2 separate regions of the Homo sapiens genome follow, and region 1 is linked to region 2. The links are chromatin contacts, found by Hi-C or POLR2A ChIA-PET in ENCODE. All regions are on one chromosome and are shown on one strand. Each heading gives the region's core, a stretch centred on a gene start or an enhancer-like site at or near the end of the contact. The rest is flanking DNA. Distances are from core to core; before and after follow the strand shown. Region 1 overlaps AKAP6 (A-kinase anchoring protein 6). Region 2 overlaps AKAP6 (A-kinase anchoring protein 6).

Evidence for each region. A loop is a pair of places that touch in the nucleus more often than their neighbours do. ChIA-PET counts read pairs that join two places held with the same protein, here RNA polymerase II (POLR2A). Pooled maps may share reads with other maps.
Region 1: a loop to region 2 is called in a map of Caco-2, with 9 times the contacts of the local background. The contact joins two enhancer-like sites. A Hi-C loop is called at or near these places in 26 of 168 maps with a recorded cell type or tissue (A673, Caco-2, GM12878 and 20 more), 25 of 37 single-sample maps with no recorded cell type and 26 of 50 pooled maps. POLR2A ChIA-PET finds 5 or more read pairs at or near these places in 1 of 52 experiments (GM12878).

What each region holds. Positions count from the first base shown.
Region 1 is chr14:32,707,813-32,711,272 of GRCh38, reverse strand. All of the region lies in intron 9 of AKAP6 (A-kinase anchoring protein 6), which reads right to left. Among named protein-coding and RNA genes, the nearest start is that of NPAS3, 230 kb to the left of the region's middle. Within about 2 kb of position 2,017, at least 7 of the 41 ENCODE cell types and tissues checked have a DNase peak (open chromatin) inside an H3K27ac peak, as active enhancers do.
Region 2 is chr14:32,574,279-32,577,697 of GRCh38, reverse strand. It overlaps AKAP6 (A-kinase anchoring protein 6), which reads right to left. Exons shown (of 14, transcript NM_004274.5): 5 at 456-578. Among named protein-coding and RNA genes, the nearest start is that of AKAP6, 250 kb to the right of the region's middle. Within about 2 kb of position 1,422, at least 2 of the 41 ENCODE cell types and tissues checked have a DNase peak (open chromatin) inside an H3K27ac peak, as active enhancers do.

The sequences.
Region 1 (3,460 bases), core at 768-3,267, 130 kb before region 2:
CTGGTGGTGACATGAACCAATTAATCATTTAATGTTACACTGAAAAGCAAGCAAAACAGAGTTTGGGTTGTTACAAAAGGAAAATTAGAACCTGGGGCAAGAGGATCATAATCAACAGATATTACTGCAATATAGCAGATAGAAAATTGAATTGGGAAACCATTCAAGTCTGTACAATAATGGATATTCCTAAAGCGTTGCCATAATAGTTATTATTTATACCAGGGATTAGCGAACATTTTCTGTAAGGAGGCAGATAGTAAATAGTTTAGGCATGCTGGCCACATGGTCACTGTTCATGCTACTCAACTCTACCATTGCGTAAAAGCAGATATAGATATTTCATAAATGAATGTGCCTGGCAGTGTTCCAACAAAACTTTCTTTTAAAAATGAGTGGTAGGCTGCATGTGACCTGCAGGTCATAGTTGTCAGCCCCGATTCTGTTTTATCTTTTGAGCACATACTATTTACCAAGGACCAGGTGAAGCCCCTATATACATTACTTCATAGAATCCTAACAACAATCTTTCAAGGTAGGTGTTATTATCCCTACTTCCTACGTTTAACAACGGAAGCCTAAAATGTTTCAATGATCTGGAGGAAAAGGCACTAAGCCTCATTCATTAGAAACGCTTTGTGTAGCGCCATGGCTGTTTTTTTTCGTCTGTGATTGCGCACCCTTGTTCTCAACCTCCCTCCCATTTATCTTGCAGAGGCTGCTTTCGGTTTCCCTCAGTAGTGACTCTGCTCCTGTTTCTCCACCTCATGTTCCCTTGAAATGTTGTGTGTCTCTTAACATCTTTTTCTCCATCACTTCTTTTATGTTTAAAAACTTTATGTCAGTTTTCATAACAACAGATGTAAGCAAGCATGAAAAAGAGACAAAAGCAATGTATTAAAAATAGATAGCCACATATACAACAATAAGCCAAGGAAACTGTCATATTGTGTATGCTCCAAATGGAATGTGAGCCAAAAACACAATGCTCACTCCGACATAAATAATATATTACGCATCCACTGGGAGAAGAAGTAGCTCTGTCCCTAAATGGAAGAGGTTTTTTTTTTTTTTTGGGTCCATTTTTTATGTCATGTTCTTTTTCTTTTTAAATTTTTTTAAAGGCATATACTGTAAGTCATACCATCTCAGAAAAGCTACAGTCGTCTTCCAAACCATCCATGAACTATTTTATTAACTGTTAATAAGAGATAGTTGAAAAACCTGATGGAGAAATCCATGGAGCTTGTTAAAGCCTCTCAGATATATGGATTTACCAGCAGTCTTTCAATATTAGCATATTTTCTGCTACAAAAGAGGATGGAAGTGGTTTCAGTTAGATGGAGTGTAGACAAAACTGAAATAAATGACTTAAAAAAATTTTTTTCACCAACCAGTTTTGAGCACCAAAAAATTTTCTAACTTGAAACTGCAAAAGCTTGAGAAATGTGACTATACAGAAAACAGAAGAGCTAGTTACAGAGCATGGATTCTGGCTGATTTGACAATTAATACCACCAACAGAGAGGATTTACACTAGAAATAAGAAGACTTTCAGGAAAGGGAGAGTTAAACATTTTAATGGAAGGCTGTGGAATTCCCTCTGGAAAGATCTTTAATGGAGGACAAATTCTCTCCTATATGGAATGGATAAAAACAATCCTTGAAAGAGAAGGAATGAAATGAAGGTCTTTTCAAGGTACTTGCAGTCCTGGAACACCACTGAAATTCTCACTTTCCATGGAACTAAATAACTGTACAAAATCTCTTAGAGATCAACTTTGGAATATTCAGGAGAAGAATCATTAAGTAGGTGATTCAAATCAGAAAGTATTTACTGAGTGCCAAATATTACCTAGCACTGGGGAGATGTCCACCCCACCAGGGTATAGTTCTGAGCAGCAGTGTGGACAGCAGACGGGGAACACAATTATTCACTTCAGATTAAAAAAAAAAATCGTTGTGCTCCAATGCTCCAATCAGCTTTCTGGAACTATTTCCTGAACTTGGTGAGCTCAAAACTCCCACAAGAGCTGGCTGTCACATGAGATTTCTGGCATTACTCATGGTATCCCTGGATCTTTTTGTAAACAGAAAAGGCTTCTGACAGTGTTTCCATACTTTATTTCTTTTTCTAACCCAAACTTGGACGGATGGAGCCTAGTGAAACTATCATCAAAACTTGGATTATAAGATGCTAGCCAAATTTGAATTCTTTTGCGGTATTTCCAAGTTACAGAAAATATTTCAATTAGCTTAACCCTAGAGACTCATTTATACTTAAGTTAACATGAGGATTTTGGCTCCTGGTTTATAAGACATTACTTCACAGAATGGGTCTTTAGTACCACCAGGCAGATGAGAGTGAGGAAGAGGAGGGAAAAATCATACAGACAGGAATGTTTATCATGCATATTTTCAAACTGCAGCATGTCAGCTGAGGAAAGCTAAGGAGGAAGGACAAAGTTCAGTGGGAAAACAGTAAACCCAAAAGGATGTCAAGGTGGACACAAAGAGGGCCAAGAAGTGAAGTGATTACAAATCTGTCAGATGCTAATTTGAAATGATGCATCTTGTAACATTTTCTTAATTGTTTAAAATCATTAAAGTTCACAATTAATCACTAAGTAAAAAAAAATGACTAATGGCCATATATGATTATTTCTTAAAATTATGAATAGTATAATACTTTTTAAAAATGAAAATGTGGGAGAAAGTTTCAAAAGTGTTTCAGCCCTCTCCTGGTATTAGAGCAGTGACATTTAATTTTTAAATTTCCATATTCTGAATTAGCTAGCTACGGCTTTGGGAAGATAAGTCACTCTTTTACTCTCTCTCTTTCTCTCTCTTGCTCATTCTCTCTCTCTCTCTTTCTCTCACATGTGCACATGTCTCTCCCTCTCATCATAAACTTGGACTAAAGAGCCAGCCCAAGTCTAAGTCCCTTCTTGTTTTCCTCACTCCCTTACTGACGACATTTTCGGAAGCACACACTCATCTGAAGTCGTATCTAATTTTCTGCAATGAATATGTCAATAAACTCTCCTGCCAACTATGGTACAAGTACAAATTGTGCTTCTATACCTACCATTTCTAATTACTGTTGATATTCACCTACATCTATTGTCTGATTTTTAGGTTTCACATTTGCACAGCACATGTTACCTTCACATGTATAAATAATCATACCCGTATGTATCTAAATATTCAAGAATACACCAGAGAATACTATGGTTTGAGAGGCTGGAGACTAGCCATAGAATTATGGTGATTAGTTGTGGATTTCTGTACCATTTATGTCTCAGACATGGGTGTCTTTGTCCTTCCCTTCCTCTCTGCCTTATTCTTTCCCTACTACTTTCTCTTTCTCCCTGATATCAACCTGGCCAAGCCTGAGTACTCTTGGTATTAGGAACTGTCTTTACTGCACTTTGGTTTTGCCAGGAGAGAAATTTTTGTT
Region 2 (3,419 bases), core at 173-2,672:
TCATCATTTTAAATATTTTATTAAAATAACCCAGTGTAGAACAGATAATGTAGACCCTCTTGATAATGAGAGGTTCATTAATTTTACAAGAATTCTAGAAAGCTTAGAATGGTCATCAAAATCATCTCTTTCATTTATTTGTTTTTAAGAAAGGGAAAACCTTCAGTTGCTGCTTTAGAGAACAAGGGTCTAATAAAATTTTCTAAGGTATTTTTAAATAATTACTTATCCTTCCAGGAAAAGCTTTGAAAAGGTAGCTTGAAACAGAGATGATTTAGGTTTCATAGTATTACTTGAAATGCCTGTAAATTTTCATCTTCTGTGACCCATTAAAATTTGGTTTCATTGACATATAGTAACCTTTGATAAATAAAATTGATATTTCTCATAAACAAACAAGCAGTACATTAAAATCCTTTGATTATTGACAGCAAGAACAACACAATCTTGCCTACCAAGTGTGTCTCCAGATACAGTTTAAGGTCATCCATCTCTGCTTTAGGGGGAGTCCAATTTTCTGTAGTTTCCATGGCTTCATTTAACCATTGAATGAATTCATCCAGTTTGTTTACAAACCCCTTGTGAAAGGAAAGAAAAGGGGAAAAAAAGGGGCAAGAAAGGCATGTTAGTTGGTTATTCTGTAAAAAGCCAATATTAAAAGTTCCAAATTTTATCCATGATCAAATCGATCCCACCGCACTCCTATCCTAGTTTCATCTTTGCTGTAATGGAATTTCCACTATTCCTGGACCTGAACTCTTACCAAAATGGGAAAGAAACTGTCAATGCTTCCCTCTCAGTTTTTCTCTAGAATCACTTTTCTGAGGAATTTGGATTGGATTGTGGGGTGTCACTGTATGGGTGACCTCAAAACATCAAAACATTTCTGGTGTCTGACAAGCATCCCCCTGCCAAAAAATCAGGTCAGGTCTGCTAGGAACACTCGTTGGCTTTGGGGGATTGCCAAATCCTTTACAGGGATTGGCATTCCTGTAAAGATGTTGTTCTTCACCCAGAAGCCTGTGGAGTTTAGTTGCCATAGCTGAACTAGAAATATATTTCAAAATTACATAAGTATTTACAGGTCCTTGGACGAGTTCTGTCCACAGCCCAAATGTCTGTGTCTGAGCCTGTGTGCTACAAAGGAAGGAAGCGTAGAAAGTGGGACCAATGAACAAACATAAATACTTGACTTCGGGTATGTACAGACATAAAGATATATTCTTGGCTAGGAAGCACAAATCACAATAACCTTGCAATTTTTCAAATAGTGGTTATAAAATTTTATTGGCCATTTAGAAGTATACATCTGTAGAAACAGAAAATATTTTGAAAATATGAAAGCCCAACTGCAAACCTAAGTGAAAGAAATGGGGCTGGGCTCCTGCTTTCCGTGTCTGGGTAAACAGCACCACCTGGAGGTCATAAGGAGCAAGGGCAGGCTTCCACACATAACTAGGAATGGGTTGAGATGCCGTTTCCCTATTAAACTTAACCCATTCTTCAGATGTGCCTTTCAAATAATCTTGATTAATATTTTTAATGCTTAACTGAGGATGTCCTGACACTGAAGTGGAAAGAGGTAAAAGTAAATATTTTTTATAATGTTTATCACAAGCTAGGTTTTGCCATTAGGGTTTTTCCTAGATAATATTTTAAGATTCATAAACCTTTAATTCAAGCAATTAGATTACCTCAAAAAAAATCATGAGAAAAAGAGAAAATGGAATTGTGGAGAGTGGTAAGTAAAAAAACAAATAACACTCAGGAACACAAATTGTTTATTAGAGGGGGACAAAGCAGAGATGTGGGCACAGAGTCCCATAGAGTCAGATCATACCATACTGCCATGCTCTGGTGTGTTGCCAACCTGTTTAGATAGAGCTCAGTCTATCATCCCACATAGTGGTACATCATATGGTTTCCCATATTCATACATGTTTCCAAAAGCTTTTCCTATTGAAAATCTCTCTATTGTACCAAGTCTCCAAGGAGAGTCACACCCAGGGATACATATCACAACCAGATTTCACAAATGCAAGATTTCTCATTTATATTCTTTCAAAAATCTATCCCAATTGGTTAGATTTGATAAAACTAATGAGAAATATCATCTTAGAGACATCATAATCACAAACTGAGACCTACACAATTGCAATTGGCTGAGCTGGGAACTATATGGTAGTTTAACATTCCTCCAGTCCTAGACTCCAACCCTAAACTGATTGACAACATCATTGAGGTTTCTGTTGGTCATCACTCAGAAGATTTTCTTCCAGGTGAGGTGAAAATATGTCCAACAGAGAAGGTTTCAGAAATTTCATACAATGTATTCCCTTACTAAGTGAATTTTCTGGTGATCTACCAAACTCAGCCTTTTTTTCTAATTTTCTCATATTGCAACTCTTTCCAAATGCCAAGAATCCATGCAAGATCATTCATTTTGCCCCTTCTCCTATCTTCAGGGTATCAGTTTGTCTGTTCTTTCGCCTTTCCTGCATTTGCATAAATTTGAGAGTTGCTTTGCTTTTCATTTCCTCCCAAATACTTGACTCTTTTAATATCGAAGTTACACTTACTCAAGCTCAGTCTTCTCAGTAGAGTGTCCCATGTGTTCAAAATGTTATTTCCTAAACTCCTTTATCTGGTAGACTACCTAGGGATCAGAATATTTCACAGGTTCATATCTGACTTGATGTTTACCATAGATCCCTTCAGATGTGTACAGTAAATCTGTGAGCAGAAATAAGGGCAGAGTCTGTTAGAACTCCAGTCCTAATTCTCGATACTCTCATAATTAAAATTTTCGTGAAAACTTAAGAGACCCTTTGCTGACCAGATGGACTTACAGAAGTATTGTCTGTCATCTGTGGATGCTAGTCAGAAAAGCAGAATTTAGATGGTTTATAAATGGGAGATGAAAATAGTACTTTATACTTCTTGCAGCATTAAACAGTTTTTACTATTGTATTTAGAATTGTGTTGTTATATCTGTACATATAAATTGGTTTGGGGAGAAAATTAAGTCAGAAAGTATATTATTTAGGGAACAAGTGGTTAAATCCAAGAAGATAAATAGTGAAAGACGTTATTTGAAATGTAACTAGTTAAAAAACCATGCACTATCTTCTCCCCTTCAAAAACAAACACAAATAACCTGTGTGTGTATGTCAGTGCATGGTTGCTTCATCATAAAAGTTAGTCTTAGCCAAAAAGCACTAAACAATGTGTCAGGTTTCCTAACAGAACCATGATTACATAGTTAGCTGAAATCTGTGAGATGCAGATTAGACAAAACCCATTGGTCCTGGGTGAACATTTCCGGATGGCACCTCTGTGTATCCCAGCCAGATAGCAAAACAAGGCTGTCTGATATAGGGGAAACAGGAGTCCTCTCAAGGATTCTCTCTGGGTTTCTT